2 separate regions of the Homo sapiens genome follow, and region 1 is linked to region 2. The links are chromatin loops, found by intact Hi-C in ENCODE. Cell type or tissue: sigmoid colon. All regions are shown on one strand.

The links. Peaks named below come from ENCODE experiments on the same cell type or tissue, not always from the same donor. Only the 100,000 strongest peaks of a DNase experiment are listed, where the experiment ranks them.
Region 1: it touches region 2 in a loop (2.6-fold over the local background); 1 of 110 quality-filtered maps calls a loop at or near these places.

The regions. Positions count from the first base shown.
Region 1 is chr3:96,860,685-96,865,684 of GRCh38, forward strand. The region is part of intron 1 of EPHA6 (EPH receptor A6); the gene reads left to right. Among named protein-coding and RNA genes, the nearest start is that of EPHA6, 49 kb to the left of the region's middle. In sigmoid colon, a CTCF peak has its summit at 2,646 (motif pointing right); no DNase peak of the experiment used is centred here.
Region 2 is chr3:97,230,431-97,235,430 of GRCh38, forward strand. The region is part of intron 4 of EPHA6 (EPH receptor A6); the gene reads left to right. Among named protein-coding and RNA genes, the nearest start is that of EPHA6, 420 kb to the left of the region's middle. In sigmoid colon, no CTCF peak of the experiment used is centred here; a DNase peak (open chromatin) is centred at 2,421.

The DNA of each region.
Region 1 (5,000 bases), 370 kb before region 2:
CACTTCTTTGTGAGAGATGAGAGACTCGCAACATTTATTAAATATAAGACTAGAAAATCTAAGACTATAGCCAAATAGTCTTTTCTACCTATTTAATCCCTGAGTAATTGAGACAAATGTAAATAATATAGGTCTCAACTGAATTTGCTTACGAAGTGCTGAAGATGTCAAAATAGAGGAAGCATCTAATTGCTATTAATTAGGGACATGCCAAATTTTCTTTTACTCATTTTTAACCACACAGATAACAGAACAATTTTATAGGAAAGCACAACTTTTGAGGTAACTCATTAATAAATATCAATGACCTTGCTCAGGAGCCCAGGAGGGAACCTGTAGTTTGGTGACCTTGTGATAGATCACATCCACACCCGAGTTATCCTTTGGTCTCTGTGGTAAGTGCTGGTAATAGCAGGTTTTAGGAATGATTATAAGGCTGAAGCAAATATAGCTCTGTCAGTCAGGATAAGGATCTGGAGGTTCTTGGAATGAGTGAAATAAGAAGGTATGAAAGTCAAGATGAACATTTCTAGTAATATTTTAATCAACTATTAACCATTCATTATTTGGATAAGGTTTTCAGTGATAGTTCTTGCTCTAGAGTATAACTTGCTTTCTAAGTAATAGCAAACTGCTTCACTTGATTTATCCTGAAAGTAATTTAGTTAGGTAGAAAATTATATAGCTTGAGTGTTTTGCCCTTTTTTTTCTATTTAAGATAACAGTGAAGAAAAGTAATTTTTTATTTTTATACCTTATTTTAGTAACTAAGGGAATCATCTATTTTTAAGAAGGGACAGAGATATTTGAATGTTTTCTGAAAAAGATACTCTCTAGCAGAGTAGAAAACTGAAAGGTGTAATTTCAAAAGTTCTAGACTTGATTTTATTCTCTAATTAGAAAAAGCTAACATCACTATGTTCATATTACCTTATACTTACAAATAGAATTTCCAATCTCAGATGTAACTGAAGGGATAGATAAAATTAAAATAATGAACACCCTCTATGTTAAAAACATGGAAACAAGCAAAAACCACAAAAAATAAGAATAACCACCACAACAAAACAAAATGCTGTAAGTACACCTACTAAACAAATAATTGATCTCAGGTTCTAGATAAAAGTAGCTTTGTTGTTTTTAAGAAAGTATGATCCTCTTTAGAAGATTTTATCTTAAAATATTCCAAGTACAGAGAGGACCATACCAGGAGTCAACATAATTCAGTGTTGATTTAAAGCAATCTATGTTAGATTTTTTTCAGAATTAAATATGGTTGCAACTCCGTGTGAGGGTAGTTACCCATATTATATATATCTGAAAGTAAAAATTTTTGGTTCTTACCTTTCAGAAATATACAGTGATGTTAAAACTGGATTAATTTGATAATCTAAATGTCAGTTTAAAGCATTTAAACAGTATTATATTTAAATGGACTGCTTCTAAAATGTAACGTATAAAGATACATGTTTGTTTATATATCTATAATTCGAAGTATTCTCTGATTGTATCTGGTCATGATGTTAGAAGTATTGTCTTTGTTTATTGGTGTTTTTTAAGAGCTATTGGAGGTAGTAGAGTGTTACAGTTAGTGGAACATAGAACCATCATAAACCTCTACTGATGTGCTGTTACTGAGTGACTTAGTAACTTTACTTAGTAACTCAGAACCTTAAGCTGGGCCTTAAAGCTTCTAAATTGAATGATTCTAGGAAGAAACCCCTTACTTTTTTTTCATAAGGTTTGTTAGAGAAAGTTCTCAAACATGTATTTATGATTGTCTGAACTTTAAAACATATTGATAAATCTTTGGACTCAATTTACATGACATTGACTTAAATTTTTACAACAAAATTATCCTAAAAGAATAGCTACTTTCTTAGTGGCTTGATTTATCTCTTCCTTGTGTAATTTTTCAAAGTGATATATGAATAAAATCTCATCCTTTTCTTACTGTGCTATCTGAATAAAGATGATCTTCTATTATATACTATAAATCAATATGCTAATTGTTTTTAAACTAATACCTTTTAGATTTACTGAAATGATGTAGATAAAGACTTGATAAAATATTTAAAGGCAAGAAGTTAATATTTAGCTTTTTATTCTTAGGTAATCATAACTTTCAGATTTAATCCAGTACTATTAAATTTGTGTTTATCATTTGATATTGTCTTTTAAAACATTATGAAATTTTCTTATAATTTCCAAAAGCATGAATAAAGGCAACTCTAATACACTAAAAGACATGTTCAGAAAGAAATATAATATGCTGAAAATTTTTTTCTAAAAGTTAATAGGAAAATTGTATGCAGTTACACAGACACATTCTATGCATTATGTTGCTTACAAAACAAAATGTGTATTTTTAGAACTTTATTTTATTGCCCCCAGGCTATTTTTTTTGTTTTATTCAATTTCTCAATTTATGCTATGAATAAATAATTGTATTTTCATTTGTACTCTTTACATAAATAATAGGTGTTAATCTTCCTATTTAAACATTGCTATTATATTAAAAATGGAAAAGTATTGGCTTTTTTACTGATGTTAATGCTGATGTAATTTTTTTTCTTCCTACTGAGTTTACAGTGTTTTTGCTGTCTGGTAGGGACTAGGTAACTTTTGTTTGGAGCCAGCAGGAGGAGCTCTCACCTTGCTGTGTTCAACGTAATTAGTGTGCCTGAAAAACCTGAATTTGTGGGGGTTTTGTATGTGAAACAAATGATAAAATTAAAATATTTACTACATATCTCTAAAATTCTAAATTTTATTTTAATATTGAAATATAATTCACCTGTCTGAAATGCAAATTTGGAATCTTATTTTTTTAAAGAATTTTTAAGAGGTATCATTGCAATTTAATCAAATAAAGCAGTTAGGTCAATCTTGTTTCTGGAAGATACTAAGAAACAACAAAAAATGTTTTCTAAGCATTTGCACTATAATAGGTACATACATATTTTCCTTTTTTACTTGTTTTGAAGTGAATATACTTCACAGTTTACAACTATGAATACTGAGAACAAAGCAGGCTTAATATGTTTTAGAAACAATAATTAAATGAATTAATGAATTAACTTATTGGTCATAATTCCTATATAAAACTTATAAAAAGGAAATAGCTGTTGATAGATTTCAATACGCATTAGAGATTTTAGACACTTAGCTCTAATGAAAGCCTTGATTTGAATGTTGTGATTTGTAGGTTGTACCAGTGAATTTTCTGCAGAAATCTTTGATGAGAAAATTAGAATAAAACTTATGAACATTTAAAAATCACCATAAGAAATACTGATGTTTCTCTCCATTAAGTGAAGTACATATTAAAACAATAATGAGTTACTGTTGCACACCTGATAGAATGACTTTAAAAAACTGGACAAAACCAAGTCCTGGTTTGTACAGGAATGGGAAAACCATACATTTCCCTATTGTGAATCTAAAATTTCACAGCAGTCAGTTTTGGAATCCAGATGGATAGTTTATTTAAAAAACAAACATTTTCTGTATAACCCACTAATCTTACTCCTTGTTATTAACCCTGGAGAAATAAAAGCATAGGTTCATATAAAAAATCTGTATAGGAAAGCTTAGGGTGGCCTATGTATAATGTTCTTAACTGGAAATAGCCCAGATGTCCATCAACTAGGGAATTCCATACAGTGGAATAGGTTTCAGCAACAAAAAGGAACAGTTGAAACATGCAGTGACATAGATGGATCTCAAATGCATATGTGAAGTAAGGAAACCAGGCTCAAAAGGCTACATGCTATATGATTTCATTTATTTGACACTCTGGAAAAGACAAAGCTACAGGGAAAGAAATCAGATTAGTGGTTACCAGAGGATGGGGTAGGAAAGGGATTTCTTATAAAGGGCCACAAGAAATTTTGGGAGGGTAATGGACGTATTCTCTAGCTTGATTGTAGCCATGGTTCCATGGATGTAGGAGTTTGTCATGATTTACAAAAATGTACATTTAAAGAGGGTGGATTTGTTGTGAGTCAAACAAATTTTAATAAATCTAACTGATAAGACATGGGGAAACTTATAGATTTAAAAAAAACACTTAAACAGGAATGCCAACTAACTTATTAGCATTTATTTGAATCTCGGCTTCTTTTCAAATGAGACAATAAAGAATATTGAACACTGTCTGGATATGTCATTGCATTAAGGAATTTTTATATTAATGAATTAAGATATTGTAAGTATATTAAAAGAGTATTTTGGAAATACATGTTGAATTTTTATACAGGTGAAATGATAAGATTCCTGAAATTTACTTCAAATGAAATCTTATAGTGGGGAAGTAGGTAAAAATGTATACAAGAAACAAGATTGGACATTAATTGGTAATTATTGAACCTGAGTGATGAGTATGTGAGGGTTCATTGTACTGTTTTTTACTACTTCAAAAAGTATTTGAAAATTTCTCACAATAAAAATTGATTAAAATTTATGACTTAGTTTTACAAATGTATGTTTAGTGAATAGATTTTAACAATACTAAAGGAATATTCTGCAATGAGTAAGTAGAGTTTAACCCAGGAATTTAAGGATACTTTCATATCTGAAAAATGTATCAATAAAATTTATCACAGTGGTTCACCTAAGTAAAACCTCAGAATCTTTAGAGTAGACACCAAACAGCAGGTGCCAAATAACATACTCACAATTGCATTTTAAAAAATTATAGATGAGAAACCCCCAGCCAGGTGCCTTGGCTCACACCTGTAATCCCAGCACTTTGGGAGGTCAAGGTGGGAGGGTCACTTGAGGCCAGGAGTTCAAGACCTGTCTGCATAGCATAGTAAGACCTTGTCTCTACAATAAATGAAAAAATTAGCTGGGCACAGTGGTGCGTGCCTGTAGTCCCAGCTACTCAGAAGGCTGAGGCAGGGGGATCGCCTTGAGTCTAGGAGTTCAAAGCTTCAGTGAGTATGATTGTGCCAGTGAACTCCAACCTGGGCAACAGAGCAAGACCTGTCTCTTTA
Region 2 (5,000 bases):
TCCTTCTTTAATGCTTAATATTATAAATTATATTTCAGAAATGCTAGCCTAGCTTGTTTATTCAAAGTAGAAGCAAAGAAAGGTTTAATTCTGTCATGGCTGGGCAGAATTTTAGACAGGGAAGAGCATGCCATTGTTGCTATAGGGCAGGAAAAATAATTTTCCTTCTACGCTTCATAGTTCTTAGTTGAGACAGACTCCAGTAACAAAAGAGATTAGAAAGAGAAAAGCAAACAGTAATTTACTAACATGTACCTCGTGTATACATTGGACATACCTAGGGAATGAGTAAATCTCAAAGAGGTAGCTCTGAGTTTAGGTTTAAATACCATCTTCAGCTGCAGCAAAGAAAGAAGAGTTTTGGGTGGCGGAGCAGTAATGGGGAGGTAAAATCACAGTAAACCAGGACAGGATTTGTTATGTTGATTTAAGTCAGTGCCTTCTTCATGGATAAGAGTTTCTAGTGACTTAGTGATCCTTCTCTTCCTGAGAAGACAGAGAGATACACTTACAAATGGAGATTTCCTTTGTAGATACAAATTTTCCATAGGAAAGGGTGATTTCTACTTTGTTTTCAGAGCTGCTACTGTGTCTGCAGTTTCTCAAATAAAATGACTCAAAATAATCCTTATGCCAAAGAGGCATATTTTTGAGTGGCGTATTCTGGTCTCCTATAGCCATATTTTAGGGTGACATATTCTGGTCTCCTCCAGTCATATTTTGGAGGGCATAATTTGATCTCCTACATTGTTATCAATGATCCAAAGAGAGAACCCCCAAAGAAAAGTGAAATATAGAGCTTTAGTCAAGTTTTCCTAGTCCAGACCCAGGAAGCTTTCTTTCTCAAGGCTTCTCTCTTCTACTTTTTTAAGAGCTTACTTACTTTGTTTGGCAAAGACTCAGCTTCATGCTGAATTCACTGTCTTTTAAAGCCAGATTTTCTCAGAGCGAATCTTGGTGATACAAGAGCAAACGGAAAGCTACTCTTTCACCCTCTCTGAATGTTTACTGATATGAACTGACAATAGCCAGATTAAGAGAAGAAAAATGCGTAGAAATGTATTAATGTGCATAAGCATGGTGAGGGGGCATATAAAACATGAGACTTGTAGAAGGTCCAGATGGTGAAGTTTATATACCCTCTTTGTAGGGGAAAGGAAATGGGGCATGTAGACAATTGGAGGGATAGTAAGTGATTTTTAGGAGAAATGAGTGCACCCAAGGAACAATGGCCTGGGAGAAAGTTCCTCTGAGGTCTGAGGGAGGTAGTGAAGAAGATGAAGGGTGGAACTTTAGTATGAAGAAAAATAGTGTTATTATGCAGATAAAGTATCTCAGGTAATCCCTAGGAGCTGCCCTCAGAAGAATAGATGAAATGTCTTTCTGGGCTTGGTGATGACTTATAGTCGTTTCTTTTTTCCAGTGGTTAATTTTTGCTGGTTGTTTGACAAGACTCCTAGGGAAGGGCTTTTAAGACAATGCATTTCTTCTGGATGAAGTTCCCTTAAACAAATAAAGAAACTTCAGAGAAATCTCCTATTTGTGCTGTGGGAATGAAAGGGGATCAGAGAGACAGGTTGACAGGAAAGGTCAGAGAGAGATTTTGGTTTCGAGGTTTATTTCTGAGGCCCTGCAGTTTCCTCTAATTCAAAGAACTCCACATGCCAAAGGACCACATTTTTGGGTGTGATTTTCTGAACCCCAAAAGCATTTATTAGATATGTAAGGTTGGGCAAATTATTTAACTTCTCTTGACTCCAGTTGTACCATCCATATTGATAACAATACATACCTCATACTGTTGTCACAATGATTTAAATGAGTTAATATTTGAAAAGTGCTAAAAACAGTAGCTTGCACATAATGGGTGCTACATAAATGCTTGTTAAATTAAAAAGAAAGCTGTTCTCTTACAATTCGTTTTGAAAGAGTGTCTGGTAAGTTAAAATTCAAACTATTAGAAATTTTATGTTGATGCTATTTTGTCAGGTTCACGGCTTCCATCATTTGTATTCCTGCAAACTAAAAACAATAATGATAATAATATACTGAATGCCTAAGACCTTTTCACAAAATATATTAAGTCCTGCACCTCTAAGCCTATCATCTGATATTGTTAGCAGTGGCAAATCTAACAGGCCTGCAGCGACTTGATTCCTACCTCCTCATAGGAAAGAATTTGGCTGAGGGGCATAAGTCAGTATGAGACCAAGGCAAGTTTTAGAACAGGAGTGAAAGTTTATTAAAATGTTTTTGGAACAGGAACAAAAGAAAGTACACTTGGAAGAGGGCCAAGCAGGCACCTTGACAGTTCCAGCTGCCTCATTTGGCCCTTTACTTGAGGTTATATACATTGGCATGGTTCCAGGGTTTCTGTTTCTTCTCTCCTGATTCTTCCCTTGGGGCTGGCTGTCTTCATGCACAGTGGCCTGCTGGCACTCGGGAGGGGCCACATGCACAGTATGTTTACTGAAGTTATGCACATGTTCACTGGAGTCATTTTTTCTTACTGAGTGTTTCTAGGGGAAGGTCATATACCGGTCAAACTCTGCAATTTTGCCTCTTATGTACCTGCTTGAGCCCACTCGTCCAATTCCTGAGATCTTATTGGTAAGCAGCTGATCACCAGCTTCAGGTGTTTTCTATCTATTGGGAGACCACTGTTCCCTGGCACCAGCTGCCACCAATTATGGTTTTAGAGAGATAGTTTAACAGCCACCTGACCATCACCTGGTCATTGCCTGACATTCTTGGGGTGGAGGGCCCTCTCCTGCCCTGTTCATGTCTGCCTAGCTGCCTACTCCATCAATATCAGTGAGGTAGTCTGAATCATACTTTGATTAGTATGGAGTGACCCTAGCAGTTATTACAATGTATGCAAAAAAAAAAAAAAAGCAAGTACCATAAACTTCAAAACATTATGTCTTCTAAAACTTAAAAGATGAGATTGTTGGGGAAGAAGATCAGAAAAATGACAAGTTAAGAGGTTGTTGAACAATTACACTTAAGAGGTTCATGGTAAGTCCAGCAAGATATAGAACTTTTGGGGCCAGGAATCGAACAAGCAGTCAATCTTTCCTGTTTTTCATTAACCACAAACAGTAGCAATATTTTAATAGATATGCATTCTCTCCATGCTAGATATTGTATTTCTATGAATTTGCCATTATTTATTTCCTTTATTCTTATGGTGTATTATCTAAGAGTTGGAATTTAGATCATCAGTCATTCCCATTACTATCTGGTGTCTTGGTCAATCTTAGCATTTAAAACGGTGCTTTCAGAGAACCTTCTAGGGATTTAAAAGGAAGCATTTTTTGGTGTCAGGGGTAGAGAGAAAAGTAACTAAAAATTTCAAGTATGTGATGAAACCATTTTGAATGTATGATTAATAAAATGAAGAACTAAAATTGTGGAAATGAGTAACCAAAATATTTGGCCAGTAAATGGCCTAGTAGGTGAAAATTTCATAGATAGGTATAGGAGGCAATCATATAAATGATAAGATTTTAAGGATGCTAAGAAGCCCGGTTCCTTAGTGATTTTCTCAAAACAACAGCAACAAACCTAAAATTTTTCTAGTACAACACAGCATGAGATTTTACCATTAAGAGTTTTACAGATTTCTTTGGGTTTGTAGAGATGGTGTCTTTTTATTTTATAATCCTAATTTATTCACATAAAGATTATTAGGTGTCTCAAATGGCTACAGTCTAAAGAAAATTATGTCTCACATTCAAAGCTAATCCTTCCAATTGTTGGGGGATGATCTGATCTTTCAATTTTCTGTTGGGCCTAGCTGGTTTTGTTTATCTCCTCTACTGAATTTTTGTTTCTGCTAACTCCTTCCTTAGAACCTATAGTATATATTCAAATTTATATTATCAAAAAAAATGCTCCCAGTCCAATTTTTCTCTTCTCTAAAACAAATACCTTGGAAAAATCATCGTCATTGGCTATGTCTACTTTTCACTTTTAATTTGCTTTTTACTCTGTTGCATTTAGATGTTCCCATTCACTCTACTACAAGAAGATTTTGTTTTTACTACTTCTAGTAAACTGCATAAGAAAAATTCACCAATGATCTTCATTGACATTTTGTATTAGAAACATTTTTTGTCCTGTTATTCATGACACTTATCCTGTTGATCATTCTTTTTTTCTTGCAACTTCCTGTTCCCTTTTAATCTAAGACATTGCAATCTCCGTTTCACCCTCCTAATTTTCTGATCATTTTGTTTATCACCATTGATGATTCTTCTTCTTTTGCTCACCTGTTAAATATTAAATTTTCCCATGTTCTTTTTATTGCCCTTTTATCTTTTCATATGTTCTCCTTAACTCCCATAATTTCAAATGTCACCTGTAGATAGATGATGCCCATATTTTTATCCATATCTCAGTCTTCTCTCCTGAGGTGCAAAGTCTTCTAGACAACTGATTGTGGGATCTGACAACCTGTATGTCCTATGGAAACCTGCCTGCATCTCTGACCTTATATTATAGCATACTCCCCTTGATTACCAAACTCCTGGACTTCAAAGATGCTGAACTTGTGTTCATTCTCAGTGCCAGCAGTTTCCTCTACTTGAAATGCTCCTTCCTTAGGTTTTATTTTTGCTATTCAGAATCAAATATCAGCTTTTAGGGCAGGCATTTCCTGACTGCCCCCTCAAAATAAAATTATTCGCAGTTACTCCTTTTTATGTCATTGTGCTTTCTTTTTTATAGATTATATCATTCTTAGAAAATACTTGGTTTATTTATATACTTGCTTCCTCATTTGTTGTCATTCTGTCCACAAGAGACTACAAGGTACCTGGCATATAGTAGACACTAAGAACCTGATGAATGAATAACTAATAATTTCAAGCTCAACCTGAGTTAGCCAGTATTATTGCTTTCTCTCTCAGACTGCTTATCAAGCCTAGCTTTTGTTTCTGTGTCCTGATGAATCATCATCAATCCACCCATCTAAGCCATGAAGCTTAAGTCATAAC